Linked DNA regions of Homo sapiens: region 1 is linked to region 2. Evidence: chromatin contacts called from ENCODE Hi-C or POLR2A ChIA-PET data. All regions are on one chromosome and are shown on one strand. Each heading gives the region's core, a stretch centred on a gene start or an enhancer-like site at or near the end of the contact. The rest is flanking DNA. Distances are from core to core; before and after follow the strand shown. Region 1 has its middle 160 kb from the start of LINC02552. Region 2 holds the start of LINC02552 (long intergenic non-protein coding RNA 2552).

Region 1 (7,235 bases), core at 3,482-5,981, 160 kb after region 2:
TGTGAACTAAAGTTATAGGAACAAAAATATTTTTGAAGCTGTGCAAAGGTGCTAAGAAGTTGACAATTTTGATTGTTGACAATCACTGATGGAATATGGTTGAAATCTGGTACCAAAATAATAGCTATTAAATGGGCAATGGCTACGATTTTTGTGACTGAATAAGGGCTGTGCCTAAACAATTATACTCTAAGGCCTGATAGGGTAGCTACTAACCAGATATGGCTGTTGAACACCTTAAATGTGGCTATTCTAAATTTAGATGAGCTAAAAATGTAAAATACACACCAGCTTTGAAGACTCATTGTGAGAAAATATAAAACTCGCATAATAACTTCTTTATAGAATACAGGTTAAAATGATAATATTTTGGGTATATTAAGCTAAGAAAAACATTATTAAAATTAATTTTGCTCATCTTGCTTTTTAAATGTAACTACTTGAAAATTTAAAATTACATACGCAACTTGTATTTGTGACTCTCATTATATTTCTATTTGATGGCATTGCTCCAAGGGGACAGACAGAGGCAAATAAATTGTTAAAGAGTAAATTAAAATCCATTTGAACACATTTGGCAGTTATATTAACCTTCAAAATATATCTTAGAAGCCTTTTCATATCTTACTGAGTAATTTTGTCCCTTAGATAACCATCCTTATTAACATATACATAAGAGACCAACATATACAAATGCACATGTGCACACACACAGAGTTCTCAGAAGGAGGAGAAATGAAATAACTGGAAGCAGCCTGGCACGCTAAAAAGAAAACTGGAATAAGACTAAGAAAATTTGGATTTGTTAAAAATGTTTGCCACAACTGTTTCTAGTGACAATAAGTCACTTATTTGACCAGATCCTTAGTTTTCCCATTTGTTAGTTGACTGTGTTAAAGAATCTCAAAGACTTTCCTGCTCGCACATGCAAGGAATCCTTAAGGCAGATGAAAAAGATATAGGATTGACATGAGAGTTGATTAGAAAACTGGACTTCACTGGAGAAAATGGAGAAAAGCCATTATAAATGCCCAGAGCAAGATAACCCTTGAAGAGTACAGAGACAAGCATCCCAGGAAGATGTCTTTTCCCATTAGCCTCTACCCTCTGCTTACACATTTCATCTTCACAGAAGAAAGTGTATCCCCCTCTCTCTCTGAGTCTATATTCTTGTTGAACAGATTTTTTTTTCTCACAACCACCCCAAGTCACATTTTGTCCCTCTGGTCACTTGGATTCTTGCTCCTACCCAACATCATTTGTTGTCTTTTGATTTCACATAGGAAGTTCTCCTGTGAATGATCTTGCATTTGCCTCCTTTCTGACTTAGTTTTCTATTTGCGAGCCCCTATCTTTAAAACAAGATTCAAAGCCAAATTTCTCCAACTTCCAACTTCCGAAGCTTTTATGCGACCTCATCCTTACCTTGCAGGTTCTGGAACTGTTATGGGAAAGAGGTTCCAATCCAGACCCCAAGAGAGGGTTCCTGGATCTCGCACAAGAAAGAATTCAAGATGAGTCCATAAAGTGACAGCAAGTTTATTAGGAAAGTAAATAAATAAAAGAATGGCTATTCTATAGACAGAGCAGCCCCAAGAACTGCTGGTTGCGCATTTTTATGGTTATTTCTTGATGATATGTTAAACAAGGGGTGGGTTAGTCATACCTCCCCTTTTAGACCATCTAGCATAACTTCCTGACCTTGCCATGGCATTTGTAAACTATCATGGCACTGATGGGAATGTAGCAGTGAGGACAGCCAGAGGTCACTCTCATGGTCACCTTGGTTTTGGGGGTTTTAGCCAGCTTCTTTACCGCAATGTTTTATCAGCAAGGTCTTTATGACCTGTATCTTGTGCCAACCTCCTATCTCATCCTGTGACTTAGAATGCCTTAACCATCTGGGAATGCAACCCAGTAGGTCTCAGCATTATGTTGCCCAGCTTCTATTCAAGATGGAGTTGTTCTTGAATAGAACACCTCTGACAGATCTTCTCAAAAGGTAAGGCACATTTAGGTCTGGGGTAGGATGGAAGGGTACGGGATGAGAGATTTTCCGTTGTACAAAGGGAAGGCAGAAGTTAAAGTAGGAAGGCCAAGAAAGAAAGGAAAATCTCCTTCCATGGCGTGAGTGTCGTCTTCCTTTATTTGTGATTCCAGTTATTTAATTACTTCTATTGAGTATTGAACTTTCCATCTAGAGGTATGCAGACAAATCATATTCTCTGCCCTTGGAAATCTGTACAATACTAATGTTTCAAAATATTAATATGTGAGCTTTCTTCTTTCCTTTTCCAAATTTCCATTTTGGTAGGATGATCTCCCCAAAATCGCCTTTAGGTGCATGAGAACCACACCCCAAAATGTCCTTTTTCACTTCTATCAAAAGTTCTCTCTTTTTAACCCGATTATTTCTGAAATGAGCTGAAATCTGTAGCCTAAATATATAAACATAATGATGTGATTTTATAATCAGTTTAGATTAAGTGCAAAACGTATTTAAAATGTAAGAGTGTCACCTGTTCAAGATGCTATCATTAAAGTGGTTGGTTGTTACTTATACATAAGTCCCTTGAGTAGTTAATGCAAGGCCATTCTCAATAATACCCAGAGCTACTCAAATATGATTCATAAAAGAGACAGTCCTTGAATCTCCTCTCCAGGGCAACCTGAGGTAATAGGTAATCACCGTATTCTGTCCTTTTGCTATTACAGCTATCAGAACTGCTTGACAAAATTGCTATCCCTCTCCTAACCAGGTAAGACTAACCCAAAACTCCTTTGGAGAAGAGGAGAAAGGGGAAGTGTTGCTGGCCACCTGGAAACACAAAGTTCTTGACTCCCCACTTGACTCTCATAGGCTGATACTCTAACCCTTATTCTCCATGGGCTAGAGAATCCCTTCTCATCTGCTCATTGAAACTCACAGACAAAAGGTGCCTGCATTTATTTTACTCATAGGTGTCAAGATTCCATTTTCCATGTTGAAGTTATTTCAAGTACCTTTAACCATACTACAAGAAATACAGTAGTATGGAGACCCCATAGGAAATGTATAAATTGCCCTGCCCAAAAACAATACAGTTAAAAGTCAGAACAAAGAAAAGCTGGTGTGAACCCCAAATATCTGAGGGAGGTCTCAGTTAATTTAGAAAGTTTATTTTGACAAAGTGAGGACATGCACACATGACACAGCCTCAGAAGGTCCTGACGACATTTCCCCTAGGTGGTCAGAGCACAGTTTGATTTTATACATTTTCGGGAGACATGAGACATCAATCAACATATGTAATATGAACATTGGTTCCATCTTGAAGCAAAGGAGGGACAACTTGAAGTGGGGAGGGGGCTTCCAGGTCATCGGTAGAAAAGAGACAAATGGTTGCATTATTTTGAGTTTCTGATTAGCCTCTCCAAAGAAGGCAATCAGATATGCATTTATCTCAGTGAGCAGAGGGGCGACTTTGTATAGAATATGAGGCAGGTTTGCCCTAAACAGTTCCTAGCTTGATTTTCCCTTTAGCTTAGTGATTTTGGGGCCCCAAGATTTATTTTCTTTTCAAACAAGATTCTCTAATTCTAGTTTATTTGTTAGATCCTATGTATTTGGCTATTCTCATCTCTTGTACAAGTGAGGTTCACTAGTCCGAACCTCTTTACTTTCCATTTTGGCGTCTTTTGGCAAGGTCACACTGAGTTTATACAGTGTACCTGTGTCTAGGTTCATGGCTTTCCAAGTATGCCATCATAAAATAGCTTGTACTATTTTACTGGGAAATTAAACCCAGGACTATAAATCAAATTCTTTGTTGCTCTTCCTGGATCATTTTTGCTTTTTTTTTTTTTTTTTTTTTTTTGTGAGACAGAGTCTTGCTCTGTTGCCCAGGCTGGAGTACAGTGGCACGATCTTGGCTCACTGCAACCTCCACCTTCCAGGTTTGAGCAATTCTCCTGTCTTAGCCTTCTGAGTAGCTGGGACTGCAGGCATGAGCCACCACACCCATCTAATTTTTGTACTTTTAGTAGAGACAGGGTTTCACCATGTTGCCCAGGCTTGTCTCGAACACCTGATCTCAGGTGATTCACCCACCTCAGACTCCCAAAGTGCTGGGATTATAGGCGTGAGCCACCACACCTGACCTTCTTTATTTGACATCATATGTGATTCCAGCTCAAATTAAATTGAGAATTAAAACAGATAGTGAATGTAGCCCTTTATATAGAAAAACAAAGTTCAAGTCTCTATAGTTGTAGCTAACAAGCAGTTGAAATGTCAGTCTGCTTTTTCCTGAGCAATTATGATGTAACTAAGGCACTAAATCTGCCGTATTTGTGGTGGTAGAGGCAGGAGAAGTCATTGAAATGCATCTTTAGTTATGAATCTCATTGTAAAAAGTTGTTTTTGTTCTTCCTTAGACTCTGTCTTTAAATATGTAAAAAGGCTGTAGTTAGCCCATGTTGTTGTCATGGGATCCATAATTTAGCTAGAGCTCACCAGTAGTAAGGGACACAATATGGCTCAGGAAGTACTAGTAGAAACAGAACAGGACTCATGGAGGAGAAAAAGCTGTATGGGTGGACTAGGACATCGGCCTGCACCAGGAGAAGAAAGACAACACCAACTGCAGGGTTTGGGCAAGACAAATAATGTCCTTGTGCAGTTTGCTAGTCCATGTATAAGATTTTCTGTAAGAACTGAGCAAATAGAGGAATCCATGACACTTACTGCTTGCCTATTTCCTGGGTGACGTTTGTTGTGTACATGCTGCCTGTTGCTTTTCAAAGCAAACCAGAAAAGTGAGGATGTTTGCCAAGAACAAAGGTGTGATGGACTTCTTTGGAAATGCTTCCTGGAGAAGAGTTATTTACTGTTAGTGGTTACGTCCATTCCTCCCCTATTGCAGTCTGTTCTGTTGAGGGTTGGCAGGATACAAACAAAGTCTATGATTCTTTCCTCTCTTCAATGTTCCATTCCTGGAGAGGAAACTACTAAGGAGAGAAAGGGGCAGAGTTGGCCACTCGAATAAAGCTGAATGAATACCAAAAATGTTATCCTAATGACCATAATCATTTTTCATTTTAACATAACAGAGACTTTGAATCCACGGGAAATTATCCTAGGTAACAACGTGACTACTAACATAACATTTACAATAGTGTTCAACGATTTATTACCATATGCTTGGATATTATTGGCATGGCATTTATAACAAAAAAAACTTTCTCTGCTTACTCTTTTGTGTTCAGGGACAATGCTATTACATTCAAATATTTAATTATGTCTGTTTCTCTTAGGCTGAGCTACATCGCGGAAAAATATACTCTAGCAAGAACACTGACTATTCTATTTGCACTGCCTATTCTGCTATGCAGAAGCCATGGGCCTACTGCTGAGTGATATATTTATATCTTAGATAAAATAATAGTTGCTTTCTCACAAGCAACACAATTACTTTGCTTACATAGGGAGATGGAGAAAAACAAAACTAACAAAGAATGCTTCGTGGAGATTAAAAGACTGTTTAAACCAAAGAGCATGTGCATTTCAATTTATATGGTGAACGAGTAGGAAAGAATTATTACTGGGAGAAAAACAACACATCTGATTATGGAGCACACTTGAAAATATGAACAATACTCTGTTCATGAGCATAAGTATGAAGTGCTGGGGTTAGCATCCGGCTGATCAAAAGCATCTTGCAAAGCGAAGAGGAAGTGCTCATTATTCAATGACTTCCAGGCTTTCACACAACTGTAGTAACTTTGTTTACAAAGTCATCTGATTTTAATTGAAAAAGATCTTGAGATGCTCAGAGATGTATAGAGATGACAGATTAATGGCCTTCTCACACAGCCTAATATTCCTGCAAATCCTTAAAACTGCATCTTGTGAAACTAATATGAGAAAAGGGTATGGCTTTCCACATTCCTGCCAGCTTAGGTTATCCATCTGACTGGCGTATGACTTGCAGCTGGATTATGACTAAAGCAGGGACAGATGACTAATATGAGCTGCTGCTTCTAGAAATCAGTAGAACGCGTCCTAATTCAATCACGCCCACTCAGTATTATCTCTCCCTCTAAACTTCTCTTTGTATGCACTTTTAAATATCTGTTATTTTTTCATTTGTCTCATATGGGAGGTTAATGAGAATTACATAAACTGATAATGACTTTTCTTTAAGTATTAAACACACTATTAATAGGCTAGAGAAATGACACAAATCATGCAAATAAGTAAATAAAAAGCTGAATCTGCAGAATAAAATGTTAGCAATAGATCACATTCAAGTTGCTGGTAATTAAATATTGTGAGCCTAAAATAAGTATCTCTGTTGCCAAAGAACATGCTTTCAATATAATTTTCCTTTTATCTTCTGAAGACCATATTATTTTATTATACTTTCAACATTCTTTATTTTTGGTGGTATATAAATAATCTATAAAGAATCTGCATTAATATGGTTTATACCATCAAAATTATCACTTACAACTGACAGAATTTTAAACCCCAAATGAAACTATTTAGAAACCTAACCATAAATATATAATACCCTGTCATTTTTTTCAGCCTTATTTTTCTTTCTTTCTTTCTTTTTTTTTTTTCTTTTTTTTTTAGACAGAGTCTTGCTCTGTCACAAAGGCTGGAGTGCAATGGCACAATCATGGCTCACTGCAACCTCTGCCTCCCGGGTTCAAGTGATTCCCCTGCCTCAGCCTCCCAAGTAGCTGGCATTACTGGTGCCCGCCACCACACCTGGCTAATTTTTGTATTTTTAGTAGAGACAGAATGTCACCATATTGGTCAGGCTGGTCTTGAACTCCAGACCTCAGGTCTGGAGACCTGCCTCGGCCTCCCAAAGTTCTGGGATTACCAGCATGAGCCATCGCACCCGGCCTCAGCCTTACTTTCCTTAAGTAATAATCAGTGAAATCACTCATTCAAGATGCCAATATATATGAATACATTTTTCTGCACACACACACATACATACACACACACACACACACACACACACACACACACACACAAGTGAATTAGAAGATGGCTCAATATAAAATGTCCCAAACAAATCAGAGAATGTTAAGAGATGGATGAAACAGAATAGAGTGTAAGACACAAATAGAACATGCTTACAATGTTTAATCTATGCACTGTTGCAGTCCCAGAAAGAAAAAAAAAATAAGCCAATGGATCAAAATTAATATTTGAAGAGACATAACACAAAAATTTT
Region 2 (7,388 bases), core at 1,459-3,958:
GCTGGCCAAGATATTCTTGATCTCCTGACCTTGTGATCCACCTGCCTCGGCCTCCCAAAGTGCTGGGATTATAGGCGTGAGCCACCGTGTCCAGCCGGTTTTCTTTTCTTAAAATGCTTTTTTTGTTTGTTTGTTTTAGTGTCAGAGTAATGCTAGCATCATTAACTGATTAGGAAAGTATTCCATACTTTTCAATTTTTGGAAGAGTTTGTATAGAATTAGCATAACTTTTTCTATCAATTATTGAGAGTGGGATATTGAAACCTTAAACTATTTTTTGAATATGTGTCTCCTTGCAGCTTTATCTATTTTCGTTTCATGTATTTTGAAGCTCTGTTACTACTTGCATAAATACTTCACAATGCTATATCCTCTTGATGAACTGACCCTTCTGGATGGTGAAGAAAAATAAAATATTCTTGGCCTAACCTGAGCTCCAAGAATTGTTCCCCTTAGTCCTTCCAGAGGTTCATTCTTCAGTTTCGAGTAGATTTCACCCACACGTGTGCAGATGAGTTCTCTCCTGAAACACTTGAGAAAGACCTGATAGAAATTGCCAGAGTTTTCTCCCCATGCAGCTCTCCCCTCGCTCATGCTCTGTGAACCCTAGCTGCTTTTGTCTGGGAACTCTCAGCTGTCTCCTCAACTCTACAAGAATGCCAGACGCTGCCTGTGTTTCTTATGGCTCACCTAGGTCTAGGAGATTTAACTGATTACTTAATCTTTTATCTAAAACAAACCATACTAATTTGTACAAATACCTTTAATTCTGTGTGAAATTATTTTTATATTCTTTATTTAAGAAAATGTGATGTTGTATCTCTGTCTTAAATCATCAAAAATATAATGACAGAAAAATTAAAAGAAAGAATAACAGAGGAAACATATGGATAACACTTGAATTAATTCACCATTCCAGTGTCAGGAAGATAGTTTCTGCAAACATTTAAAAAATCTATGTATTCTGACGAGTTGATGTCTTGTGATGGTTTTACAAGAAGAATCAAATATAAATATCATGTTGTAAAAGATTAATATGCATGCATCTGCTTTAAATAGAACAAGGCTAAAGAACATTTTGTTCTTGTTACTGCTTCTCAATAAGTTTGGTAGTTCAGTTTAACTCAGGTAAGCTTTCTAAATGTCTAGCATCTTGTCCAAGCTCATAACAAAGATGTTCAAATGCCTTGGCACCCTCCTATTATTATTCCTTCCTGCTCTCCTCATAACCTTTTATTTTCTCATTTTTCATTTAACCATTCCTGGACCTCACTCTCATCTTGCAATATCTAATAAGCCTTTACTAAGGACTGAACATGTGAGGGCCAGATTTGTGAACTGGACTTTTCTCTCTGTAGATTTTTCAATTAGGTTTTCACAATGCCCTAGTTTCACTGAGTCAGTAAAACTCCCAGATGTTTCCATTCTTTATGTATCTCTCCTTGTATCCCTCATCTCTGTCATAATTTTAGAGACCCTCTTGACATTTAAAAAATTTGGAAACAACAGTTTCTTATTTCTGCCTAAGAAGACTTAAGATATTTCTGTAAAGATTTGGTTGGACACATATAGACATTTATTCCAAATTAAATCAGTGGTCTTCTTCAGATTGAGTTCCAAGCTGTAAACTTCAAAGGATAAGTTCTGCTTTACTAACTGTAATGCCAAACCAATTATTTTATAAAAACAATTAAATTGTCATGAACATAAGATTTCATATCCTGAAAGAATAGGAATAAGTTCTATTTTCACAATTAGTTTTCTATGTATAGTCCTCAACCACAATGCCTGTGAACCACCATCCTGGGAAATAAACTTTTCTTGAGATCTCAAAGCAAATGAAGACAAGTAACCAGCATGGCACAAATGCTTCTCTGCTACTACGTGGATTCTTTTATAGACACTGATTATATATTAAGATATTAATTTTATCCATTTACACTCATCAAAAAAGAAATATATGGTCCACATACTTAAATTCAACTTCTTTCTTAGAGGCAATGGACTAAGTACAATCACAAGCAATAGACAAACATCATAACTTTAATTTTTGGCTGTAAAAATGGAATAAAAACAGTAATTGTATTCATCATCGCTTGATGAAGTCTTTAAAATGTTACTTTTATTCTAGGAAGAATGTAGGCAACCTCTAAAGGGTTGATGTGGCAAGAAAGACACTGATATTTTTTCTGGGAAAAAAATACCTTGGCTCTGAACGAAAAAGAATATTGCTGAAATTATAGTTAGGAGCCTAGTTCTCCTATTGTTAGAGCTCTTTTAGGACATTTTATGATATTTTCTACAAGCACAGGACTGTGGCTATTTAGCTTGGTTTCTATTATGCCTTTCTTGGCATCATGTAGGATAACTAGCACATCTTATAGGACACCAGTGAAAGACAAAATAGACAACACAAAAATCGTATGGCATTCCTCAAACTGTTTTATGTGAAAAAGAAAGGCTGTCTTATACTATTCAAATCCCTAGACGAATATGTCAAAATAAGAGTACGAGAGGAAGGGGTTATTTCAAGGATATCCCACATATAGACAACATGGTGCATTGTGACATCGTTATATAAATATTAATAGTGCCAGAATACTAATCCCTTCATCGGGGAGGAAATATTCTAAATTCACTTACCTCTTGCAGCACTTTCCTACATAGTACTGTAGACACAGCCCATTGGCATCCTAGAGATGGCATTCTGAAGAGAAAGCAGGATCTCAACTCCTCTCAAGGTGTTCCTCCCTCCCTTGAAGGTCAGGATGTCTTGTGCTGGCACATCCTTTGGTGGGTCAGTAGATGGCAGTGTGTCTGAATCTAGTATGTATGGTAGGGGAAAGCTTTTTAGCATTTCCCAAGAAAATGAAGGTTTTGAAAGCTGTGAGGCAGCATGGGGCCTAGTGCATGGGCCAGAAGACTTGATCTTTATTTCTGGCTCAACTCCTGAATACATTTACTTGAGTAAATGGACACCAGCCACTTAACTTTTGTGTTCTTTGCTTTCTTGAACTTGAAATTAGACAAAATACTCTGCCTCTTCCCATCTCCCTCACAAGGACCCTGTGAGTTTAATCAGACTTCAGATTAGTTTCCGTTCTTTGAAGAAAAGACTCCTTATGAATTTGCTATGCTATTTATAATGTCAGTGGCAAAATTGATCTGGGTTGTTCTTCTGGGACTTGAAGTAAATAAACACAGAGGCATTTGGCAAGAAGGATCTTCTGTATTTCTGTGCCATAAAATGTTGGTGTATTTTGGTTTTAAGTAGCAGCACTGGATCTCAGGATGCAAAATTATTCTTGTTACTTGGAATTAAAATAACTTCCTCCATTCCATGGAACTTGACAATTACGGAAGGAAGCCAATAGGCCTCTGGCACCTTCCCAATTTAAATTTAAACTGTTCACTGCAAGTACAGATTCAATCAGATACAATCATTTTCACTTTTCCCTGCTATTAAACATAAGAATTTTCACTTCAGCATTTTACTACAAAGGTGGCACTCTGATAAATGTTAAATGAAATGGTAAGTAGGAAATACCATTGAAGGGTTGAAAGATGATTCTTTTTCCCAACAAGATCCAGCTGTGCATGAATTCACTGGAAGTTAGAATAGTTAGAATCCTCAACCAAAACATACCTTCAGCTGCATGGCACCAAAATGGGTCATGACAAGATCATGTTGGGGCAAAACAAACTTTAACATCTCACCTGTCAACCTGGCTCTGGTCACGATCAAAGCTAAGCTTCTTTGAAGAAGCCTTGCTACTTTGAGGCTGGTAACAAGGATCAAAAAGGGATACAATAAATAATACTATTTCTGGACAGGTAGATTCTGATAGGGAGGTCTAGCGTATTTCTAATACAGATGCCTACCTCATCTGGTCTTCTTGGAAACAAAAAATTATATTGTGTAGGATAGCCAGAAATCTACCTGCTATATAAAAAGATAAAATTGTAAAATGAAATGGATGTCATGTTTGAACACATGCCATACCATCATTTTTAGGTAGCAGCCTTTCAGGATATAGACAAATATATTTGGGATGGTTTCTGGGTGTATAATCCATTGGAAAAGCTATTTTAATATAAAAATTCACTGTCAAAATATTAATAAACAACTAGTCTTTTTTCAAATCTCTTGTGCAATAAACATAGATTCAAGACAAGTGATTTTTGTCGTGTCATCTTATTTGTAAGACATGTCTCTCTAGTTGGATAGTGATTGGCTTGTTGGTTTGAACGTCAGGAGGTTAAAATCTTAATTTAAATATGCATTAGTATTAAAATATGTTCAAGAGAATGTCACATCAACCTCAACCTCAAAGTACCAATTATGTTGTTTGGGTTCCACATTTGACACTGTTCTGACTAAACTGATATCCCCCGTTCAGAATTTCTAAAAATGCCTCAGATCTCAGTTTCATAATACATTCTATGTAAAGTAGAAACATTAAGAAAAACTGAATTATAGAAACATAATTTCATAGTTTCAAGGACATAGAAGTCAAAGCATACTGCTTGAAGCTAATGAACAATTATAAAGATGTAGAAGCCAGCACATTATTAGCATTAGGTTAGAAGAAATAGACAATTCTGTAACCACTCAACAGGATGGATTCAAAACAAAGAAATTGTTAAGTTTGGAGTTTAATTATAAACACTAATTTGTAACTTGGATGAGAACAGTAACTGTTTTTAATCCTTAGCCAGTGTTTTATTTTTTTCCCTGAAGCCGCTTATTGAAGAAAATAAATGACGCAGGAAAAGCAAGGGGAATAACTAATAACCAACATTTTATGCATATATATGTGTAGAACTTAAGTGAGAAAAAAACTGATGGCACCATAGTCAATTTAAATAAGATAAAACGTATCAATCAAGCAGTCAACCATAAATCTCTAAGAAACAAGAAGCCCATGTACAAATTCACGGAAACATGGTAATTGATCTTTGTTGATAACGTTGAAGCACTTTGTGATTCAGAAAAAAAAACAAATTTGGAAGTTATCGTATACATAATATGGTTTTACACATAATATTATGTATATTTTATTACATTTTATATTTTTAGATATTATTCATACCCAATTTGTGGCAATCCTGTGAATCCGATCATTGGTAAGTTAGAATAGTTCTTTCCAGGTAATTATTTTTAATTTACTATTTTCAAATAATTTTAAACTTTGGTAAAGTGGTTTGCAGAGATAGTTGCTCTGACAGGCTGTAAATCGGTTTAGTAGCTACCTAACAGCATGGAATATAAGAATGTGCTCGGCGTGTTAACTGTATACATCAATTTCTTAAAAGCTAAAATATCTATATAAAAATAAGGTGCTTTAGGAAAAGAAGGCCATTGGAAGACCCATGAAAATGGTAATTGACTTTCTGAACCAGAAAAGTAAAGCGATAACATAAAGGAAAGAAACAAGATGACAAAAGGTATCATAAAGTATTACACTTGAGTGCTCTCAGTTACATAGATGGCGGTTCCTGAATCATCCTGATTTTGTGAAACAAGTGGAAAATGGATAAAAAAAAGACTGCCTCTCTGTAGACTGATAAGATCCCAACTGTTAAGAAGTGAAAAGTTTCCCAACTTATGCAAATGAAGAATTGCAACAAGTTGGCCAGAAAGGTGATGGTATCTATCAGTCAGGGATCTTTCTGCTCTAAGTGATTGACAATTCAACTTAAATTGGATTAATAAAACTGAGGTATTATTGGCTATAATGTAAACAAGTAGTTCAGTTTAATTAGAAACTAAAATTCTAATGATTAGAATTTCTCTTTACACTGCCCCTTGCCCTCTGGGCTAGCTCAGCCCTTTGAATAGTGCCTCTCAACGGATGTACAAGAGCAGCAGCAAGCAGCAACCTTTACATTCTTCTACCACCCACTTCAGGGAGGCTGTTGTCTCACAGGCCTAACAATTGTTCTAAGGATCACACCTCTGGGGCTGGACTAAATTACTGGTCAATATCTGTAGCAATCCTGATGGCCAGGAAAATATAATGTGCCTATTGGCTGAAGCCTGCATACATCCATTGATTAGTGAACTCATCCAATAAATAATCAACGTGTTAGAACCTTTCTTTGACCCCAATCACTGTGGCCAAGAGTGTGAGCTGTGCGAATAAACCCTAGGCAGTACCATCAAAATTGCATAACCAATAATGCGAAACTAGTAGTTTCCCAAAAGCAGATGGGATATTATTTAAAGGAAGGAAAATAATAAATGCTGAAAAGAAAGCAACTCCAGGGAAAAATTCCCAGCTGTTTTCTTGATTCTATACATATATAGAGTGGATAAGTTCAAGGAGGCTGAACAAAGAGAGAGAATGCATTTCAATATTCCTAATGCAGGTTCAGCAAAAAGGGATATATGTAAGGAGCTATTAAGTTCATCAATAAAGTGATCTAGTCTTATAAACAAGGTCATATCAAGTTTTTTGAGTCTGTTCACTGTTAGAGCACTCGTTTATGTATTCTGTAGTACTTAAGGTTGAGGTAGTTTTATATTTAAGTTATATGTAAAGAACTTCTACTCATTCTTTAAGAGTTGGCCAAGTATTCTTTCTGTGAATACTTAACTGAAACCCCTTATATCAGTCACAAGTATACTTCATGCATATACTAATTTGTACACTTTTCAGAGTCTGTTGTAATTATGTTTGTGTTTCTGTCTTCCCTACTTAGCTTTGAGCTGTTAGATGACATGGTTTATTCATTTTATCTAGGATATGGCACAACTGGGTATAATGCTCAACTAATATTTGGTTAAAAAATAAATATATAATTTAACATTTTTCTTTCTTTACCCATTCATCAAGTAAAATCTCAACAATTTTATGTAGAAAAAACTCAGATGATTTAATACATGTAAATCTGTGACAATAACAGCTTGTATTGAATACTTATTAGGTATCAATGATATTCTTTGCATATGTTATTCATTACGTTCTTACATTAAACTTGTTTGGTAGATGTTATTCTTTCCTTTACATAGATATAAGCCTACGGCTCAATAAATTAACATATACTGCATGTCAGAAATTGGTGTAACTTGGATTTAGCTTATGCACTGTCTTGTTTAAGTGCCCATACATTTTCTATAGCTCCTAAAATTTTAACTCTTTTGAAACTGTGTAAGGAGGGGGAAAAATGCACAATGAATAAAAGCTTTCACTCTGACACCAGTAAGAAAGGTGAAAAACTCACCTGAATGAAGAATCAGATGTGAAACTGGAAGCTCATCTTATCTATAAAGGGAGCTTAAAATACTCAACTAATATAGAAAGGGCATTTGTAGCTTGTTATTACAGATTTATGTTTCTTCTTTTTGTGTAGCTGTTAAGTACTCATGTTCACATTGTGATGTC

The links. A loop is a pair of places that touch in the nucleus more often than their neighbours do. ChIA-PET counts read pairs that join two places held with the same protein, here RNA polymerase II (POLR2A). Pooled maps may share reads with other maps.
Region 1: a map of endothelial cell of umbilical vein shows a loop between it and region 2 (2.2-fold over the local background). The contact joins the enhancer-like site here to the promoter of LINC02552 in region 2. A Hi-C loop is called at or near these places in 3 of 168 maps with a recorded cell type or tissue (PC-3, endothelial cell of umbilical vein and naive thymus-derived CD4-positive, alpha-beta T cell) and 4 of 50 pooled maps. POLR2A ChIA-PET finds 5 or more read pairs at or near these places in 2 of 52 experiments (activated T-cell and naive thymus-derived CD4-positive, alpha-beta T cell).

What each region holds. Positions count from the first base shown.
Region 1 is chr11:104,767,185-104,774,419 of GRCh38, forward strand. No RefSeq gene overlaps it. Among named protein-coding and RNA genes, the nearest start is that of LINC02552, 160 kb to the left of the region's middle. Within about 2 kb of position 4,732, at least 4 of the 41 ENCODE cell types and tissues checked have a DNase peak (open chromatin) inside an H3K27ac peak, as active enhancers do; they include endothelial cell of umbilical vein, where a contact is called at or near this core.
Region 2 is chr11:104,606,594-104,613,981 of GRCh38, forward strand. It overlaps LINC02552 (long intergenic non-protein coding RNA 2552), which reads right to left and starts at 2,709. Exons shown (of 4, transcript NR_120585.1): 1 at 2,644-2,709.